Linked DNA regions of Homo sapiens: region 2 is linked to region 1. A link is an interaction called in ENCODE POLR2A ChIA-PET data of the cell type or tissue named here. Cell type or tissue: K562. All regions are shown on one strand. Each heading gives the region's core, and the rest is flanking DNA. Links, peaks and the distances in the headings are about the cores only.

Evidence for each region. ChIA-PET counts read pairs that join two places held together with the same protein. Peaks named below come from ENCODE experiments on the same cell type or tissue, not always from the same donor. Only the 100,000 strongest peaks of a DNase experiment are listed, where the experiment ranks them.
Region 2: POLR2A ChIA-PET joins it to region 1 with 5 read pairs; 2 of 35 experiments call an interaction of 5 or more read pairs at or near these places.

Annotation. Positions count from the first base shown.
Region 1 is chr6:6,950,797-6,956,170 of GRCh38, reverse strand. No RefSeq gene overlaps it. Among named protein-coding and RNA genes, the nearest start is that of LINC03055, 68 kb to the right of the region's middle. In K562, for the core only: no CTCF peak of the experiment used is centred there; no DNase peak of the experiment used is centred there.
Region 2 is chr6:6,769,704-6,775,077 of GRCh38, reverse strand. All of the region lies in intron 2 of LOC101928004 (a long non-coding RNA gene), which reads left to right. Among named protein-coding and RNA genes, the nearest start is that of LINC03055, 110 kb to the left of the region's middle. In K562, for the core only: no CTCF peak of the experiment used is centred there; a DNase peak (open chromatin) is centred at 2,685; H3K27me3 peaks cover 414 bases.

The DNA.
Region 1 (5,374 bases), core at 278-5,277:
TAGCAGGCAAGCACACGAGTGGCTGAACGTCTCGAGGAACACATCGGCGGAAGAAGACTCGTGCAGCTCGACATTGAGAGGACCCGAGGAGAGCACGCCGGCACACCTGCAGGACTTCCACCCACAGAATGACGCAGAGTTTGGCTGGGGCGGTCAGGACCACCGAGCGGCTTGACTTCAGGGGCAAACCATCTCCCTTCTGGCTCCCCCACCTGCTGAGAGCTACTTCCACTCAATAAAACTTTGCACCCATTCTCCAAGCCCACGTGTGATCTGATTCTTCTGGTACATCAAGGCAAGAACTCGGATACAGAAAGCCCTCTGTCCTTTCGACAGAAGAGGGTCAAATTGAGCTGGTTAACACAAGCCGCCTCTAGACGGCTAAACTAAAGCGCACACGCCCACTGGGGCTTCAGGAGCCATAACCATTCACCCCTAGACCCTGCCATGGGCTGGGAGTCCCACAACCTGCCCACCTCTATGCTCCCCTAGAGGTTTGAGCAGCAGGACCCTGAAGAAGTGGGGCACTCCCCCTGTCACACATCCTGCGAGGGGAAAAAGGGAACTCTTTCCGTTTCAGAGGTGGGTGGATCACTTGAGGTCAGAAGTTCGAGACCAGCATGGCCAACATGGTGAAATTCCATCTCTACTAAAAATACAAAAATTAGCCGGGCGTGGTGATGTGTGCCTGTAGTCCCAGCTACTCAGGAGGTTGAGGCAGGAGAATCACTTGAACCCAAGAGGTGGAGGTCGCAGTGAGAGCAGATCGCACCACTGCACTCCAGCCTGGGCAACACAACAAGACTCCATCTCAAAAAAAAAAAAAAAATCCTTATGTGGGGCCCTTTCTGAGATATTCTAATTTCACTGGCCTGGGGTCTGGCCTAAGTGTTGGTGCAGGTGATTCTCATGGGCCAGCTGGTTAGGAACGACTGCTCTAGACAAGGGAGAGGACAGCATTTCTTCTGGAGGTGGGAAAGCACTGAGAGGGAAGGGGTGTGACGGAAGAACTTGAAGACAGATACATATGTAGTGTCTCCCATTCTTCTAGTTATTTAAATCAGCGCCTCTCAGACTTTACAGATGCATCCCCTGGGACCTTGTTAAAATGCAGATTCTCAGGGGCCTGAGTGTGGCCTGAGATTCTGCATTCCTAACAGAATCCTAGGGGATGCCACTGCTGCTGACCCACAAGCCACACTCTGTTTTGTAATTTTTTTTTGAGATGGAGTCTCCCTCTGTCACCCAGGCTGGGGTGCAGTGGTGTGGTTATGGCTCACTGTAACCTATGCCTCTTGGGCCCAAGTGATTCTCCCTCCTCGGCCTCCCAAGTAGCTGGGATTATAAGTGTGCACCACCATGCCTGGCCAATTTCTGTATTTTTTTTTAACTTTTTTTTTTTTTGGAGACAGTTTTGCTCTTCTTGCCCAGGCTGGAGTGCAATGGCATGATCTTGGCTCACTGCAACCTCCATCTACTGGGTTCAAGCGATTCTCCTGCTTCAGCCTCCTGAGTAGCTGGGATTACGTACATGCACCACCATGCCCGGCTAATTTTGTATTTTTAGTAGAGACAGGGTTTCCCCATGTTGTTCAGGCTAGTCTTGAACTGCCGACCTCAGGTGATCCACCTGCCTCAGCCTCCTAAAATGCTGGGATTACAGGCGTGAGCCACCGTGCCCGGCCAATTTTTGTATTTTTAACACAGATGGGGTTTCACCATGGTTGCCAGGCTGGTCTCAAACCCCTGACCTCAGTTGATCAGCCTCCCAAACTGCTAGGATTACAGGCATAAGCCACTGTGCCTGGCCATAAGCCACACTTTGGTCGGCAAGTCTTGACGTTTATAAAGTCTCCAGTCTTGTTTTGCTTAAGATCTGGCTTGTGTTAAGGTAAGCAGTACCACCCTGGTTTTAGAGATGAGGGATACTCAAAAGGAGGGAAGAGACGCTGGGCACAGTCCTAGGAAGCCATGGGTGGAGAGGCTTTGAGCCCTGGGTCAGATACTTCACACCTGCTGGTCATTTAACTGGCTGTCCATAGCTCAAACAGCAGCACCTGGTGGGGCCCAGGGCCACTCACTCCAAGCCCAGGGCCCGACTTTTTGCACCCCAACAGTCTTCAGCAGGGCATGAGACAACTTTACTACATTTGAAAGGAAAGACAAGGAGCAAAGAAAGCTCAGGGAGGAATGAGGGCATCTATAGATGCTATGATGGGAACTCAGCCCAGGGACAGTGGAGGAAGACAGCAGCAGCTGGAGTCAGCTTATACGTGGGCTTCCTAAGGCTGCCATGGATCATAGTTGCCCGAAAGGGATAGTCTCTAACCAAGCCAGGGTGGGAGCATAGAAGACACAGCAGTAGACTTTGTACAGCCAGAAGGTAACAGTTACAACGTAGGACCGTGGTTCTCAAGCTGCAATGTGCATCAGAACCACCGTAAGAGCTTGCTAAAATGCAGAGAGCTGGCTCTGGGATCCACCTCCGAACTGTGGACTCCAAAGGTGTGGAGCGCGGTTAGGTAATTTACATCTTTAAAAGTTTTCACGGTAGGCTGACGTTTGTCCAGGTGTGTCCCAAATTGGTGGGTTCTGTTTTGCTGACTTCTAGAACGAAACCACTGACCCTCGTACTGTTACAGTTGTTAAAAGATGGTGTGTCTAGAGTTTATACCTTCAACTGTTCAGATGCGTCTCAAATATTTTCCTCCTAGTGGGTTCGTGGTATATGCTGACTACAAGAATGCAGCTGCAAACCTTCATGGTGTTACAGCTTTTAAAAGCTACGTGTCTGGAGTCACTCGTCCCTTCTAGTGAGTTCACGATCTAGGGGTCTTCAGGAGGAAAGCTACAGACCTCTAAAATGAGTGTTGCAGCTCATAAAGACAGCACGACTACAAACACACCTACTACAGAATTTCAACAAATCGCGGCTGCTAGCTCGAACCACCTGCTTTTATTCCCTTATCTGACCCCACCCACATCCTGCTGATTGGCCCATTTTTCACAGGCTGCTGATTGGTGCATTTACGAACCTTGAGCTAGACACAGAAGTTCTCTGAGTCCCCACTAGATTAGCTAGACACAGAGCACTGATTGGTGCGTTTACAAACCTTTAGCTAGACACAGAATGCTGATTGGTGTATTTATAATCCCTGAGCTAGACACAGAGTGCTGATTGGTGCATTTACAATCCTCTAGCTACACATAAATGTTGTCCAAGTCCCCACCAAATTAGCTAGATACAGAGTGCTGATTGGTGCATCCACAAACCAACCCCCGCCCCCCAACCCGCAGCTAGACACACAGTGCTGATTGGCGCATATACAATCCTCCAGCTAGACATGAAAGTTCTTCAAGTCACCACCTGACTCAGGAGCCCAGCTGGCTTTCCTTAGGAGATCCTGCGCCGCGACCGCAGCTGGAGCTGCCCGCACTCCTACTGCGTGCGCCTGCACTCCTGAGCCGCTGGGTGGTCAATGGGACCGGGCGCCGCGGAGCAGTAGGCGGCGCCCCTTGGGGAGGCTCGGGCCGCATGGGAACCCCCTGCGGGGGTGCTCCGGCGTGGCGGGCTGCAGATTCGGAGCCCTGCCCCACGGGGAGGCGGCTGAGGCCCTGCGAAAATTCGAGCGCCGCGTGGGCGGGCTGGCAGTGATGGGGGACCTGGCGCCCCCTCCGCAGCTGCTGGCCCGGGTGCTAAGTCCCTCACTGCCTTGTGTTTGGAGCAGACACAAGACCACAGCCAGGTGAAGTAATAGAATTGGATGAGCTATGACAGAGAGGGTGCCAAGTGTTAGAGGGGTGAACTGATAGTCCATAAACCCCTCTTGCTTGCAGCTGGTCCGGTTTCCTCTGATCCTGGATTCTAAGGGTAGGCAGGGAAGGGTCCACGGACCCAGTTGAGAGTGTGGGAGGGCTAGGGACAATGACAGGCTGACCGACGCAAATGCAGACAGACCCACGTGCAGCAAACCAGGAAATCACCATGGCTACACAGAAAGGGGCATTTGCACATAATACATACTGTTAGGACCCATTATCAAAGGAACAGAATTCCATTCTTAGTTGTACATTCCTGAATGCTAGTACAAGAACCTAATCCGTGAACACTCTCCTAAGGCCACCCTTAAGGAGATTTCCATCAGAGGTTAAATGGTCAGAAGCTGCAGGGTAGGGACTGCAGCTTCATGGAGGGAGAAGGTGGGCAACAGCTGGCAAATCCCCTGAGAATATTCCAGAAGAGGCTGAGGAATCACTGACCAGTTCTCCTGCTGATGGGGTGAGGTTTGGGGTTGGAGCACTTGGTCTTTGAGGACCCTCCTTGTTCTGACCGTGTATGGTATGGTATGGTATGTCCTGGGTCCTGTCTGTGCCCTGCCTGCTGTTCCAAAGGCTGCCCCCGTCCCCTCCTGTCAGGAGCAGAAGGGGCCTTGAAAAAGAGAATTCGGTTGAGTTCCCGGCTGTTTCTTGGGTAAATGGCAACTTATTCAAGATGTACAATTGTCTGAATAAAATGTAGTTAATTTGTGTTTATGGTATTGTTACTGAAACATCAGGGGTTTGGTCTAGGTCCTGCTGCCTGCAGCACAGAAAGTCAAGGACTGAGCTGATGAGTACTGCCAAGGAAGAAGGCTTTAATCAGGTGCTGAAGCCGACAAGATGGGAGCTCAGCCTGAAATCCATCTCCCTGACTGACTAAAATTAGGGGTTTTATATAGCAGGGAAGAAATGTAACAATGTGTAAGAAAACAGGAACTAAGAAGAAGCAAGGAAGCAATCCTGATGAAGGAGAAGTCCAGCATCTCATTGTCTGGATTCTGTGATCTGGTGAGTTTCAGTCCTTTCTTACTTTTTTCTTGAGAGGGCTGAAGGTAGTTTCCTGAAGAAGGAACTGAGATTAAAAAAAAATAAATGTTTATATGTTTTAAAATTTCAAATATGAATTTCAAGCTTTAAGGCCAGAAGGGTCAATTTCTATGTTTATCAAAAAGAACTGTCTATGGGACTATTGGGTCAGTTTCATTATAAGGGTCCAAGTTCATTCATTTGCTTATGGATATCCTGTTTTCCCAGAACCATCGATTAAGAGAAAATTTTTTCCCCATTGTGGATGTTGACTGCATATGCTTGGGTTTATTTCTGGGCTCTCTACTCTGTTTCATTGGTCTATGTGTCATGTCTGTTTTTATGCCACTACCATACTGTTTTGATTACTATAGTTTTGTAATATAGTTTGAAATAAAAAAGTATGATGTCTCCAGCTTTGTTCAGGATTGTTTTGGCTATTCAGGGTCTTCTGGTGGTTTCATACTGCATGATCTCACTTGTATGTAGAATCTAAAAAAGTCAAACTCACAGACGCAGAGTAGAAGGG
Region 2 (5,374 bases), core at 123-5,122, 180 kb after region 1:
AGTTGATTGCCCACTCCATTGTTAAAAGCCACAACACCTAAAGCAAATTATTAAATAGATAATAGATTTGATTAAATATCTTCAGGCAGATGTAGGTATTCCCAAAAGTTTTTTCATCTCTAAGAGACAAGACAAGATTCTGATCATCTAAGGGTCTTGGCCCATGGCTGTTCAATGCTGTGAGTGGGTATAGTCTAATTGTTTAAGTAAGTTGATTTATTGGGGAAAAGAGAATGCTGAAGTTTAAAGTTTCAAGCCTAGAACCCATGGACCCTTTAGTTAATCAGTTTCCACAAATATTTACCAAGGGTCTCCTGGGTTTCAGACACTTTAATGGGCTTCAAGTAAGGTACATGTTGTTGTTGTTGTTGTTGTTTGAGATGGAGTTTCGCTCTTGTTGCCCAGGTTGGAGTGCAGTGGCGCGATCTCGGCTCACTGCAACCTCTGCCTCCCGGGTTCAAGCAATTCTTCTGCCTCAGCCTCCCGAGTAGCTGCGATTACAGGCATGCGCCACCACGCCCGGCTGATTTTGTATTTTTAGTAGAAATGAGGTTTCTCCATGTTGGTCAGGCTGGTCTCGAACTCCCGACCTCAGGCAATCTGCCCGCCTTGGCCTCCCAAAGTGCTGGTATTACACACGTAAGCCACCGCGCCTGGCCAGTACATGCTTTTTTCTAAGAGGAACTCAGAGTTTAATGAAAAATGCTTATTTATAAAGAGACATATGACTAGTTGTGGCAGTAAGAATTTAGAAAAGAGGGAGACTTTTTAACTGTGTGATTCTATACGTTCTAGAATGTGCTCCTGGATGTTGTCAGGACTTACTTCCTGGGCTTTCTGCAGAATAGGATCAGCAGTTATCGATTCACAAAGGGTCAGAAGATTGCTTTATGTGGCCCTATATTTCACAGAATTTTAGAGTTGGCATCTTTAAAATAATAACAGGGAAAATGCTGGGCCATCCGCAGATGTTCAACAAATTCTTAGAATATGTAAGCAGGAAGTCAATTTCATCAACTCCGATCCATCAAAAATGATTTCAAATAAGAAGGGCGGCGCTGAGAGACTGAGTGACTAGGTTAAGGTTACACAGCTTGCTAATCAAGCAAGGAGTGCACAGAAATGACTAGTCTATTGTAGGGAGGAGAAGAAAATATCTTTCAGATTTGCCCTGGAAAGAGAGAGAAAAGATCTTCCACTGCCTTCTCTATGGTGATGGCTGGTGTAAGGAACACCTGCATCCTACCTAAGTATTTAACTTGAGACACGTGAATCCTTTCATTTATTAACAAATATTTGGGCTGGGCAAGGTGGTTCACGCCTGTAATCCCAGCACTTTGGGAGGACCAAGGCGGGCAGATCACGAGGTCAGGGGATCGAGACCATCCTGGCTAACACTGTGAAACCCTATCTCTACTAAAAAATATACAAAAAATTAGCCAAGCGTGGTGGCAGGCGCCGGTAGTCCCAGCTACTTGGGATGCTGAGGCAGGAGAATGGCGTGAACCCAGGAGGCAGAGTTTGCAGTGAGCTGAGATCGTGCCACTACACTCCAGCCTGGGCGACAGAGCGAGACTCCGTCTCAAAAAAAAAAAAAAATTGTGGAGTGCCTACCTGTGCCAGGTACGGTTCTGCAAAGCCCTCTGCCCAGCAAAACAGAGCAAGAGACTGGCTCTCATGGAGCCTGCAGTCTAGCAGGGCTGGTGGCAGAGGCAGCTGGGGCCAGCCACAAACAAGGGATGCAATAAATATCACGGTACTGTGTATAGCATGGTACGAGGTGGCAGGTGCCATTGGAAAAAGTCAAGTAGAGCAGGCACAGTGGATGTTATGGGTTTCTGTCCAGACCTCCTCTTCAGGATGAAGATATCCCCATCCCCGAGCTGCTGGGATATCGGTGGCTGGTGAATCACAGCTGCCTCCCTCAGCTTCTGGAAACAGTCTTGCTTACAGTTATGCCTTTCCCAGGGTGAAGCCCATGACCAAGTCTGCCTGACCTGGGATATAAGGCCCAGCCCCTTTCCTCAACTGGAGACACTCTAGGGCCTTCCCAGCTCCAGAGCTCCCTGTAAGGCTGGCTCAGTCCTCAGTGGCAGCCAGCCAACCACATGGGGTGCCGGCTTCTCTCTCCCGATCCTGCCTTCCCAGCTTCCTCACAGGTGTGTGCTCCCTGAGCACCCCCCAAGAGCCTGCTGCATGCCTCTCTCTCGGTCTCAGCCTTTTGTTCCAGGGAACACGATCCTAGACAGCAAGATAAGAAGATCAGGAGGGAGAGGACGACAGCTTGCCTATTTTAAACAGCACGGCCATTGTAAACCTCATTGGGAAGATAACGTTTGGGAAAAGCTTGAAGTCATGAGAAAAATTTTAAATTGATAAAAACATAATTTAAATGTTTCTGTTGCTTTTGTCTTTGGTTGCTTATGGTGAAAAACCAAGGCAAATGTCTCTTTTATCAGGAAAATACATTAATGGGCTTAAAACATAATGTGAATGAAGAGATTGAAGCCTAGCAAGGTATATGGCTCAGCACAAAAGAAGGAGAATTCTGTGATTCCCCTCTGGCAGCCCTAAAGAGAAGGGGCTGGGGCCTCCAGAGGGAAGAAGGTATAGGGCAACAGTACTTGAGAGAGGTGAGGACCCCAGCAATCTGATAAGAGGCCTGGACCCAGTGCCAAGAAATTGGCAATGATTTCTAGGAACTAGAGGTCTGATATTCTATTTCGAGTTTCTCCCTGTACTCATGCATTGGCCATCATGCATAATGCCACATCATCTTGGGGAATCTGGTGGGAAGAGAGGTGCTTTGTTTGCACCAGGTTATTATGAAGAGAGGGCAGAGGCCTAAGGCTCTCCAGCACCAAGCTGGAGTCAGGTGTTGTAGCAAGAGGCAACGCAAAAAACTGCCTGGACCAGACCCTCCCTGGATGGTTAATATTGGGACTGCTGGTCTCTGTGCCGTCCTGTGAGATTATAGCGTGCATATATTTAATTGACTATTAAAGGAAGAGGAGCGCCATATGGCTGTAAAACCTGGGGAGATTTAGGTTACAAAAGAAGCATGCTCATTTAGAAATCTTACACATTCAGAGGTATTATCCATCTCTAGCAATAGCAGAGTGAAATAAACATATTTAAGTAATGGCAACAGCAACAAGGAAGACTTTTAAGCACACTTTCAAATTTTGCATTGAGAAACGTGGTGAGACCTTTCAACTTTCTGTTTCAAAATCCAAATGTATTCTGATGAAAGCTCTTTATTCATGAAAATTTTTGTGCATGTGACTAGGATTTTACTCTACACATCTCAGACAAAACTCCTTTCATTCCACCTGCCATTGGGCAATGCTCTCCAAGGGGAGGAGGAAGCTCCTTCCAGAGTCCTGCCAGACATCAGCACAGGCCCTGGGGCAAGAACTGGTCACCTCTGCCTGTGCTGGGTGGAGAGCAGAGGAGTTGGATGAGGAGGGACATCAAATTTAAGGAACAAAATCAATTGACCCTGTTTTGGTGCTAACTTTTCCTTGGCTGGTATTCTATGTCCAGAGAAGCAAATGGGGTGGTCCTGTACCTTTCCCAAATGGTCTCTCCTCCTCCTCCTCCTCTTTCTCTTCCTCCTCCTTCTTCTTCTTCCTTTTCCTCCTCCTCCTCTTCCTCTTCTTCCTCCTCCTCTTCCTCCCTCCCTTCCTCCTTCTCCTTCTTCTTCCTCCTCCTCTTCCTCCCTCCCTTCCTCCTTCTCCTTCTTCTTCCTCCTCCTCTTCCTCCCTCCCTTCCTCCTTCTCCTTCTTCTTCCTCCTCCTCTTCCTCCTCCTCCCCTTCTTCTCCTTCTCCTTCTTCTTCTTCTTTTTTGAGATGGAGACTCACTCTGTCACCCAGGCTGGAGTGCAATGACACGATGTCAGCTCACTGCAAACTCCGTCACCTGGGTTCAAGCGATTCTCCTGCCTCAGCCTCCTGAGTAGCTGGGATCACAGGCATGTGCCACCATGCCCAGCTAATTTTTGTATTTTTAGTAGAGACGGGGTTTCACCATGTTGGCTAGGCTGGTCTGAAACCCCTGACCTCAGGTGACCCCCCAACCTCAGCCTCCCAAAGTGCTAGGATTACAGGCGTGAGCCACCGCGCCCTGCCCAAATGGTCTTTTCTTATCTGAGTTCCATTCTTTAAAAGTAAACTTAAAAAAAAAAAAAGCCTCTTATCATGAAGACGTATGTGGGCAGGTAGAAAGGATTTTACAGGATACTTTTTGTAATGCTTCCATACAATATAAAATTTAACATCTTAACCATTTTCCAGCATATAGTTCAGCAGCGTTAAGTACATTCATGCTGTTGTGCAACGAGCACCACCATCCGTCTCCAGAGCTTTTTCATCTTCCCAAACTGAAGCTCTGTACCCATCAAACAATAACTCTCAGTTGCCCCTTCCCTCAACCCCTGGCAACACCCATCCTACCTTCTGTTTCTGAATTTGGCTCCTCTAGGAACCTTATATGAGTGGAATCATACAGTATTTGTCGTTTTGTGACAAATACTTATTGGCTTATTGCACTGAGTGTAATTTCTTCAAGGTTCATCCATGTTCTAGTATGTGTTAGAATTCTCTTCCTGTTTAAGGCTGAGTAATATTCCATCGTGTGGATAGATCACATTTTGCTCATCCATTCACCTGTTGAGAAAAACTTGGTTTGCTTCCACTTTGGACTATTGTGAATAATGCAGCTATGAACAAGTGTGGACAAATCCCTGGAACAGTTTTTGTAATTTGCTTTTACTTCCCCAGGGCAACTTAGGACTTGACAGATTTTGAATATGAACTTACTTTCCTTCCTTGAGACTAGATAGATTTAAGATTAAGTGTTTTTAAAGGGGGCCTTTTCTTTGACTAAGTATCATAGAAAGTAATTTGGTGTCTGGTGCATGGTGCATTGCTTCTCTGAATGAATAATTCAGACATTTCAAAACACTAGTGGATTTGAAAATCAAATTCACACAGAGAGGGTGAGTTGTGAGAAAAGGATAGCATAGGCACCATGATTCAGGTTTGGGGTTCTACAGACTGACACCAAGAAATCAAATGAGAATAAATTACAATTCAGCTGTGAGTGTGCAACACACACACACACACACACATGGAAGCAGCTAGTTTAAAAGTCAGGAAAGCCCACAATTCTAGCTGCATTTTGTAGACTACCTTGAGGTTTGAGCTTTTACCTTATGGTAAGACAGGTGGAAGGAGTTGGGAATAAGGATCTGGAGAGTTGAACCTACTTGTGCTCTCCCACCTTGTTGCCTGATAGTGTACCTTAGATAGTTAATGGCAAGGCTTCCAATGGGCCAGATGAGGTTGCAGAGAATTTTCCATTTCACACTAC